2 separate regions of the Homo sapiens genome follow, and region 2 is linked to region 1. A link is a loop called in an ENCODE intact Hi-C map of the cell type or tissue named here. Cell type or tissue: PC-3. All regions are shown on one strand. Links, peaks and the distances in the headings refer to the core of each region. The heading gives the core; the rest is flanking DNA.

Region 1 (5,625 bases), core at 1,392-3,891:
TCTAAGTTAATAATAGTACCTGCACTGTTGGGCTGCTATGAGCATTAAATAAATGAGATTATAAAGTTATGACAACATAGGTAATGTTCAATAAATATTTACTATGAGTTCCAGGGAGAGAAAGAAGATTTCCTGAAGTCACATACTTGGCCTGGAGCAGGATTAACATGAGGCCACCATCAACTTCATATTCATGCCAATACTCTTTCAACTCATTGAAACAATCAAACTATGGCCCATGAGTCAAACTGGCCTGCTGTCTGTTTTTGTAAATAAAGTTTTATTAAAACACAGCCATACTCATTCATATATGTACTGTCTATGGTTGCTTTAGCACCAGGACAGCAGAGTTGATAAGTTACAATCTGTAGAACCAAACATATTTACTGAATGGCCCTTTACAAACAAGTTTTCTGACCCTTATGATTAGGGCATGAGGCTATTTCTAGACAAAGCATTCCACATCTAGATCCCTTAGGGAAACTGAATATGCTTTTACCATAAGCTTTTCTGTGCCTTTGGGGGTCTTACTCCAAAAGGTAAAAATTGCCTGATAGTATCTGACCTTTCTGGGTCTTAGTTTTGGCAGTTTGAAACAAAAAGAAGAACCACCTGCCATAGCAGGAGAGTAATCTGTTTCCAGTAAAGAATACATTTCAGATGCAGCAGAATGTCCAGAACCAAAATCTTCTTCCATCTGGCCTTCCTCCCATTTCCACTGAAATCACAAATCTCTACTCAACTGTGCTTTCCACCAGCTGGAAAGCTAGCCCCTTCCCTTACATGCTGCTTTGGTTTGTACATTAAGGTCAAGGATTACTGGTGTTCAATCAGCTCTAAGCCGCCTCTCTCAAACAGTTAAAGGAGTTCGTGTCCAGACAGGAAAAGGCTCTTGGCCACAGATCCCATATACCGTGGTTTTTGCATTAAACTGTTCTTGTGATTTCCTTTATGTGGCTGAGCTGTTTAGTTTGTGTGATGACAAATGAGCTCACAGATTTCAAATTTGCAAATAAACATCTTATCTTTTATTAGTTTATTTTTTCAAAAACTGCTTTGCTAGAAGGAAGGAAATTAGTGCTCCTCAGGGAAGGGTGAGAACCAACTGCCTTCTATCACTGTCTAAAAACATCAAAGTTAAAGACTTTTTCTTTCATACAAAACTATAACATAAATACCCTGCTCAGATTGCCTTTTTGCCAAGAGATGAGAAGTCCTGAGGTACTCACGTAGGAAAGAAAGCCTCATGATGCTGGGGTAAGGGAGAAAAGGGTGGGCCATGTTGTCATCAGTAGCGAACTCCAAAGAGTTACTGCTACGAAAGTGCTGGGAAGGGAAGAGTGTGGTCCTTTTAAACAATACAGAAGGGGGAAAGGCAAGTGCTGGGTAGAGGAGGGTGTGGTCCCTGGCTGGGGTTCCACCTCCACGGACCTAGGTGAGAACAGGCATTTCCTGCCCAAATGTTGCATTTCCCAAGACCACCCTGGCCCACCAGGCCCCCATCCTGGGCATATAAAAACCCAAGACCCTAGCGGGCAAACACAGAAGTGGCTGGACATTGTGATGAACACATCCGTAGAAGAAGATACAAGCGGCTGGTCGTCGAGAGCCAGCTGGCAGAAGAGCACGCAGACAGCCACCAGTAGGTCAGCAGGCCATCCACCAGCAGAACACCTTGGAGTTTAGCCAAAGCGGTCAGAGGCCCCGGAGTGCCCCGACTTCAGGGAAAACCATTTTTCTTCAGGCTTCCCTATCTGCTCCCTATCCCTACTTCTACTCCGTAAAACCTTGCACTCAGTCTCCAAGCCCACATGTGATCCAATTCTTTTGTTACACCAAGGCAAGAAACTCGGGGATATAGAAATTATTCTGTCCTTGTGATAAGGAAGGGGGTTTAATTGAGTTGCTTACCACAAGCCACCTATAGATGGCAAGCTAACAGAGCACCCCATAACACACGTCCGCTGGGACGTCAGGAACTGTAAACACCCCTAGACACTGCCATGGGGTTGGAGCCCCACAGTCTGCCCACCTGTATGCTTCCCTAGAGGTCTGAGCAGCGGGGCACTGAAGAAGTGAGCCACACCCCCATCACACACCCTGTGAAGGGGACAAGAGAACCTTTCCCATTTCACTACCTGGAAAGGTGCTCCTAATAGACATTTGGAATAAATTGTGAATTTGTCCGGTAAAACTTGATCATCTGTAAAGGGGGCACATTGTGTATAAAGGATGACTGCAGTTGAAACTTTCAATTATACCCTCCTCCCCACTCAACCACTCCTCCTCCATTGTTATAAGGCACTGGCATATTCTGGAGGGCTGATAGGTTGATTCCTCATGTTTGGTTTCCCAGTTCATAGAAATGCAATCATCGTATTTATATCTATATGTCCACTAAGTTATAAATTTTACCCTGATGATATAATTGCTTACCATTACTATAAAAGACAGTGGGAGGGTGTGAACATAGTGAGAAGTAGGGAAGAAATGTCGACCTTGGGTGCTATTAGCCTTGTGGTTGTCCTGGTCAATACCACAAGTCCCGAGGTTATTTGTTTTGTCACCAAACCTTTATTTGCAGCTACCTTGAAGTTGGCTGTAGAAGCCACAGAGTAATATCTTTTTCTTCTAGATTAAAATTGTCTCAGGCAGTAAAAATTTACAGGCTCCCCTTCAAGTAATTAAATTTAGTTCGAAAATTTGTTGTTCCATTTATAAGACATTTTAGGTTGACTTTATTTTAAAAATCACTGTTAAAATAGTCTCTGAAAAATTTTGTTATCTTTTTAAAACTCAGCCAATTAGATGCCCTAAAACTTTTAAAACTACATTTATAAACAATTTTCCTTTCAAGTATTTCAATTAGATAATAAAATGAGTAAGTATTTTTCGAGTACTAATGAATTTTTATAAATTTAATAAAAAACAACAAACTTAAAATTCTCTTAGACACCACAATACTGATACTCACATTGCAACATCTCAACTCAAAGGTGTCAGTGTAAACCAATTGACTACTAATTTAAATGTATTTACAAAGTTGTTATTTCAATTAACCAAATTTCCTTGCATATTACAGATATATAAAAAAACAAATATTCATGGGGACTATCTTTCTTATTCTGATATAATTGACACACCAAAAGCTGTATATTCTTTAAATGTATAATGTCACAATTTTAGACATACGTATATGCATACGTGTGAAACCATCACCAGAATCAAGATAATGAATATGTTCATTGCCCAAAATTTTTCTAAGTCTCTTTGTAAAGAATTCTCAAAACTCAATAATAAGATTATGACAGCAAACTGAAAAGCAGCAAAAGATATGGAGAGAAATTTGGCCCAAAACAAACAAATGGCAAATAAGCACATAAAAGATGCTCAACACTATTGGCAATTAGGAAAATGAAAATTACGACCACAGTGAGGTACTGTTACACACTTATTAGAAAATGGCTATAATCAGAAGACTAACCACACCGTGTGTTGAAGATGATGTGGAAGAACTGGACCTCTCATATAGAAAATGGGTCAACTACCTCAGGAAAAAAAAAAAAAAAGTTTGGCAGTTTCTTTAAATAGTTAAACATATACCTACTATTTAGTCCAGCCATTCTATTCCTAGGTGTTTACCCAGGAGTAAGAAAAGCATATGTTTATGTAAAACTTGTACTAGAATGCTTAAAGCAGTTTTATTGTAATAGTCAAACACTGGAACCAACTCAAATATTCATCAACAGGTGAATGAACAAACACATTGCAATACATCCATGCGACAGAATACTATTCACCAATGAAAGAAAAGAAACTATTCATGCATGCAACAGTATAGGTGAATCTCAAGATAATTTTACTGAGTGGAAGAAACTAGACAAATAAGTGCATATTGCATGATTTTAGTTATATGAAAGTTGTTAAATAAATTAAAATGGAGATCAGGCCTGAAGAAGCCCTGAACAGACAAAATCAAATGGGCCTTATAAGTGACCTTAACTTCGCTTGATTTGCAAACATAACTTAACTTGAGCTATTTCTTGTAAATGCCTATATTAAAGAAAACAACTTATGCTCAACCAATCAAACTCAGCGACTAATTTATAATTATGTAACTAAGGACTTTCCAGCAGCATAGACCAAATAAAGCAACTTTGCAACTATAACCAATCAAAATTTTTTGAATTACTTTTGCATTCCCTCTGCTAAACCTGTCCATTATGCCACTTCAACGGAGCCTCCGAACTACTCTCAGTCTGGTGCCATTCATGAATTCTTGCATGCTCAAATAAACTCTTTATAATTTTATTGTGCCTCAGTTTACCTTTTAAACAAAATCAAGAAAATGCAAACTACTATATAGTGATGGAAAGTAGATAAGCAGTTGCCTGGGCAGAGAGATAGGAGGGTTAAGAGATGAGTTTTTAAAAGGGGCATTCAAAAAGTTTACAAGTTATGAGTATGTTCATTGTTTTGATTGTCGTGAGGGTTTCACTGGTGTATACATATTTTAAAATGCATCAAATTGTTCACTTTAAATATGTGCAGTTTATTGTGTGTCCGTTCTACCTCAATGAAGCTTTTAAAATTGTTTTGACCCAGTATAACTGAAAAAACCTTGAATTTTTAAGTCAGAGGATCAAGAAGATCTTTCATTTTTTTTACTGTAACGAATATTTACATAAACTAAAAGTGTTTTTTAAATTCTTTTTGATTCATGTGTCAAAATTTAGACTTTGTTTCATATAATAGTATTCTTAATAGTGTTCTCATGATTTACTTAATGCTATATGACTTCAAATTTCCAGACAATTAAGAATGTTTTCCAAAACCATAATATAGCAAAATAAAATATAATCAAATCAATCAACAAAATGGTTGTGTTGCATTTTTAACTTTACCCAGAAATTTTAGGAGCACAATTTTCTATTGGTCTGTTTATTTTTCAAATTACCTAAATTCCATTTAAATGATTTTATTAAAAACCATTATTTTATAGATGGTAACAAAACTCAGTTGCATTGCATGTCAATAAAAATTCTATAATATTTTACAGTTATATGTGTCTTTCACTATTTACTAAAGAACTTAAATCCAAGATCTTGAATGTAATCAGGTGTGCATGTCGCAAATTCTCAATTTTGCATTCTGTAGAGCTATCACAGAGAAAAGCACACAATTATACCCTCTAAAATTAAGGTAAATTTTCAAATTTTCTAAACCGTAGTTTTTAAAAATCAACTTTTGGTATTTAAAAGGCATTTATTATAATAGCTCTGATTTTGGAATAAATGCTTCAGAAAAATAATATTTATAAAGAAAACTTTTTAACCAAAGAAGGACTGACAGTTAGACTCTAAATTTTTATAGAACATGGGCTTTCTTTTTCATTTCTTTTCTATGTTTTTTTTTTTCTTTTGGTGGTGGGATAGGTGGATATTGTCCAAAGTTTAAAATCTGTCTTCCTGTATCACCACCAGTGTCACACAACTCTTTATATTCTAGCTTTAAGCCCATACGTTTTATTTTTCCCTCAATCTATGTCTTGTTCTTACCAGTTCAAAGACCTTTTGGTGATATCCTTGGGTATTATTTTAAGGGAATGCGTTTCTAACGCACAGA
Region 2 (3,807 bases), core at 1,308-3,807, 95 kb before region 1:
AAGAATAATCCAGCTAAGTTTGTAAGTATAAAGAAACAAGATGTTATCCAACAGTGTTATGCTTACTTTAGTTGATTTTCTCTATGGATCTGTGGATAATTTTTGTGTATTCTGCCTTCTTTATCCATAATAATTTCTGACATTGTAGAGAGAGAGTAGATCTAATTTCCTTTCACCCTCACCTTAGACAGATAGATCATCAAGACTGATACTCATTTAGAAAAGCTAAAAAGGAGTGACTTCCCCCCACCAAAAAAAATCCAAGAAAGATTTGTTTTCAGATTTCCTGATGCTTTGGTTCAATACTTTCAGGCTACTTTCTGTGTTTTGAAAACTCTACTATGTGAGGAGGGCTAAACTTTACCAAAAAAATGATACTCTAAGCTACTCTAGGCTTGGGGATCTCTATGTCATTAAACATTTTGTGGTGAGATATAGTACTATAATATGACCTACAAAAAATCCTGGTCTATAACTTTCTTTTCAACTGTGTGACCTTCGTCATTCAATTTCAGGCAAGAAAACATGGGCATAAAGAGCATGGCTAGGAGTCAAATGACCTGGGCCACTAGATTGTCCCTCTCACCCAAATGGGAGACCACAGCAAAGTCCCTTCTCCTTTGGAACCACAGTTACTACTTCTACAATGAGGTTTTTGGAACAGATGCTCTGTAGGACCTTTTCTAGATCTAGCATTCTTTGGTTTTTTAAAAAATAATTCAAATTCCATTGGGATGCTTTAACAGAGAATCCTAACTGCTTCCTATTAAGAAGATATTTATTTTTGGAGGAGCAATGGATGTGCTCCAAACCTCATGGTTGTAACAACCTAGAAATAGAGAAGCAGAAGACAGTCACCTGATAATCATAGCATGGTATAAAAAATTAATGCTCAATGATTCTCGTAAAAGAAACAATGATAATTTCAGTTTATAAGTTGTGATTCAGCCAAGGAGATTCTGAAGAAACACTGTGTTTGCAACCTAGTGACAAGTTAATTATAGGGAACATATTGAGCCATCACAATAAAGCAGTCCTATTCACACCATCATGCCCGGTGACCCCACCAAAACAATGACCCTAGCCACAGAGAGGAAGAGGGAAGTACAGAGACCTAATGAAAAACAAAGGAAAATAACTCTCTGTGTTTATGAAGTAATAAAATGTTAACTATCACAGGATGACCCAAAGTTTTAGACTGAAATTTAACAACCACCACAAAAGAATTCCTTTTCAATCCTTGGCAAGTGTTGCATAAACTGTAGATGGTTCTGAATACTTAGTTTTCCTAAATGTAAACCTTCAATACCCTATTTAGGTTGAGAGCTTTGCTTCATTAAATAAGCATTACGAACTGAAGGGCTAGCTCTTGACTACCAAAAGGTGGGCTTGTTTCTTCCTTTAGGAAAACATAAGCCCTACGATCTGCAAAAAGGAGTGCACTTGTATTAGTACAAAAGTGTGCAGGATGTAGAATCACAGTCCAACAGGAAGGTAAAATTCAGGTCATTATCCAACCTCTTTACTTTGCTGACAAGAAAATTAAGGCCCAGGATGATTATTTACTTAGTCTCCCACACCCAGAGCATGGCAAAACCAAGGCTAAAACTCAGGCGTTCTGACTTCTCAACAAAAGGTTAGCCATTTAGCAAAGAAACTGCTATCCCTCTCATTGAAAGTAGGTGATTTAAGAAATCCAGGCTGCATTACCTAAAGTGCTTATTCAAAACTTTTTATACTAGATTGAATAATTAAATTATCAAGTAATTTCAAAAAAATAATTTTAAGGATTTTTTTAAAACACATTCTAAAAATTTGTCTTTTTTTTTTTTTAAAGCAGAATCAAGACCTTTATAAATGCAGGTTTTTCTGAACAGAATAATCACAATGGCAAAGTGAATAACTTCAACTTGTGTCAATTTAATTGCACATAAAATGCACTAGTGGATATAGTGTTTAAAACACTCTCACTATTTTAAAATTATTCCTGTTTAATTTATATTTCATTGCCAATTTTAAACAATTTATACAGAGTAAAATGGGTTTACACTAAACCAAAAAGAAGGCTGCTAGAAATTAAGCAGAATTTGGTTTATACAAACTTTCTATCTTATATCTTCTTTTGGGGGCTAGAGGACTGGAGAAACACAGGTGGAAACTGCACATTTTGGGCCTTAGGTAGGAAATGCTGTTTTAAATCTGAATCTAATGATTAATATTCTAGGAATAGTCAATTTGGGGAATTTTGATATTAAGAAAAATATCTATATAATAATAAAAGACAATGACTTTATTTCATTACTCAAAGGTTTAGGCATACATTTGTTAATAAATATGGCCACAAGAACAAAATTGCGTTGGTGAGTCATTTTACCTTTTCAGCATTTCGTCGAATTCTAGTTTCACCCTCTCGCTTGGCATTTTCAGCTTCTTTTAAACTGTTAAGAAAAGTAAACAGTTGGTCAGTTTATGACTCAATCATATTTTCAGTATCCTCAGTCCTGTGCTAAACACTTTCATATCCTCTGCTACGAATTGCTGAAAATGATCCTCTTACAAGAGACAAGCATTTCCGTCTTCAATGCCTGAGCCAGAGAAATTGCCAAAGATAAGGAAAGAAAGAAAGACGGCAATAGCTTATCTGGGAAACTTGCTTTCTGTAAATTAGCTTTCTTGCCTATAGTAAGAAAGGGTGTGAAACTGACTCACTGACAGTCAATTAGAAGCTTTGTTCTGTAAAACTGAATGGGTGTGACACCTTGATTGACAAACAGAAGATTGTCAGGAAAATTCCCTTTAACAGGCAGAACCAAGAGCTTTAAAATAATGCTGTGACAAGGGTGAAACCAAACTGAGCATTTGAGACATTGCCATCCACACCCTTAAGTATAACTTTGTATACCTTGTAAAGTATTTGTTTGCTTTCATGTAAAAGTACTAAGTTGTTAATGAAAGCTACATTTGAATTGAGCTTTAAGCCCTTTCACATCTATCATTTGATTAGCGTCTCATTCCGGAGATAGGTGTGGCTATCTCAGTTCCACAGAGTAAGAAACCAGGAGTTAGAGAGGTCAAATTCCCCTTTTCACATAATGCATAAAAAGAAAAAAAAACCCTACAGAATTAGGGCAGATTTGAACATTGAGAGAACATGTCTCCTAGATAAGAAAGTGGAAATCAGGCTGATTTCCTGTCTGGAAACCAGTTATCATCACTGTTTTGTAAACCTGATTGGACATGTCCTTGAATTCTACAAGGACTAACTGTAATTTTCAAAGGCAGGTGTGACGTTTGTTTGCTAATCAGTTAAATCTCTGTCCTGATTTTAAAGTTCCAGTGATGTAAATATAGCAATTTAAGGTTTGCTGGCACGTGAATTAGAGAGTCTAAACCTTGTTTAACAGCCAGAATATGAAAGACTAATTAGATCTTATCCACATCTGCGTCTTTAATGCCCAAGCACTGCCAGGCACTCAGATAAAGATTAACCCAATAGCCCTTCCTTTTGTAATGATCCGCGTTCCACTTTTTAAGCTAATAAATAGATTCAGACACATGGCATTATTACTATTATTATTTTAATTAGCCTCACATTACTCAGGAAGGGTCTCTACATATGCCCAAATGAAGCAATGGATGTCAGACGACTGACCTAGATCATTCCATATGAAAGTGCTTTCTAAATTTTAAAATATTGTGCCTTATAAAACACTATACATTTTCAAATTACTGTAATTTAAAAGAAATGAGAGTCTTGAATTTAATAACTAACATGACCACCTTATTCTCTTCTTTTAAGAAACTTCA

What was found. A loop is a pair of places that touch in the nucleus more often than their neighbours do. Peaks named below come from ENCODE experiments on the same cell type or tissue, not always from the same donor. Only the 100,000 strongest peaks of a DNase experiment are listed, where the experiment ranks them.
Region 2: a loop joins it to region 1, with 2.5 times the contacts of the local background. A loop is called at or near these places in 1 of 110 quality-filtered maps.

Annotation. Positions count from the first base shown.
Region 1 is chr5:147,992,940-147,998,564 of GRCh38, reverse strand. No RefSeq gene overlaps it. Among named protein-coding and RNA genes, the nearest start is that of SPINK5, 68 kb to the left of the region's middle. In PC-3, for the core only: no CTCF peak of the experiment used is centred there; a DNase peak (open chromatin) is centred at 2,524.
Region 2 is chr5:148,089,796-148,093,602 of GRCh38, reverse strand. It overlaps SPINK5 (serine peptidase inhibitor Kazal type 5), which reads right to left. Exons shown (of 33, transcript NM_006846.4): 8 at 2,375-2,438. It overlaps LOC124901185 (a long non-coding RNA gene), which reads left to right. Exons shown (of 3, transcript XR_007059139.1): 1 at 1-21; 2 at 3,800-3,807. Among named protein-coding and RNA genes, the nearest start is that of SPINK5, 28 kb to the right of the region's middle. In PC-3, for the core only: no CTCF peak of the experiment used is centred there; a DNase peak (open chromatin) is centred at 2,472; H3K4me3 peaks cover 1,104 bases; H3K27ac peaks cover 438 bases.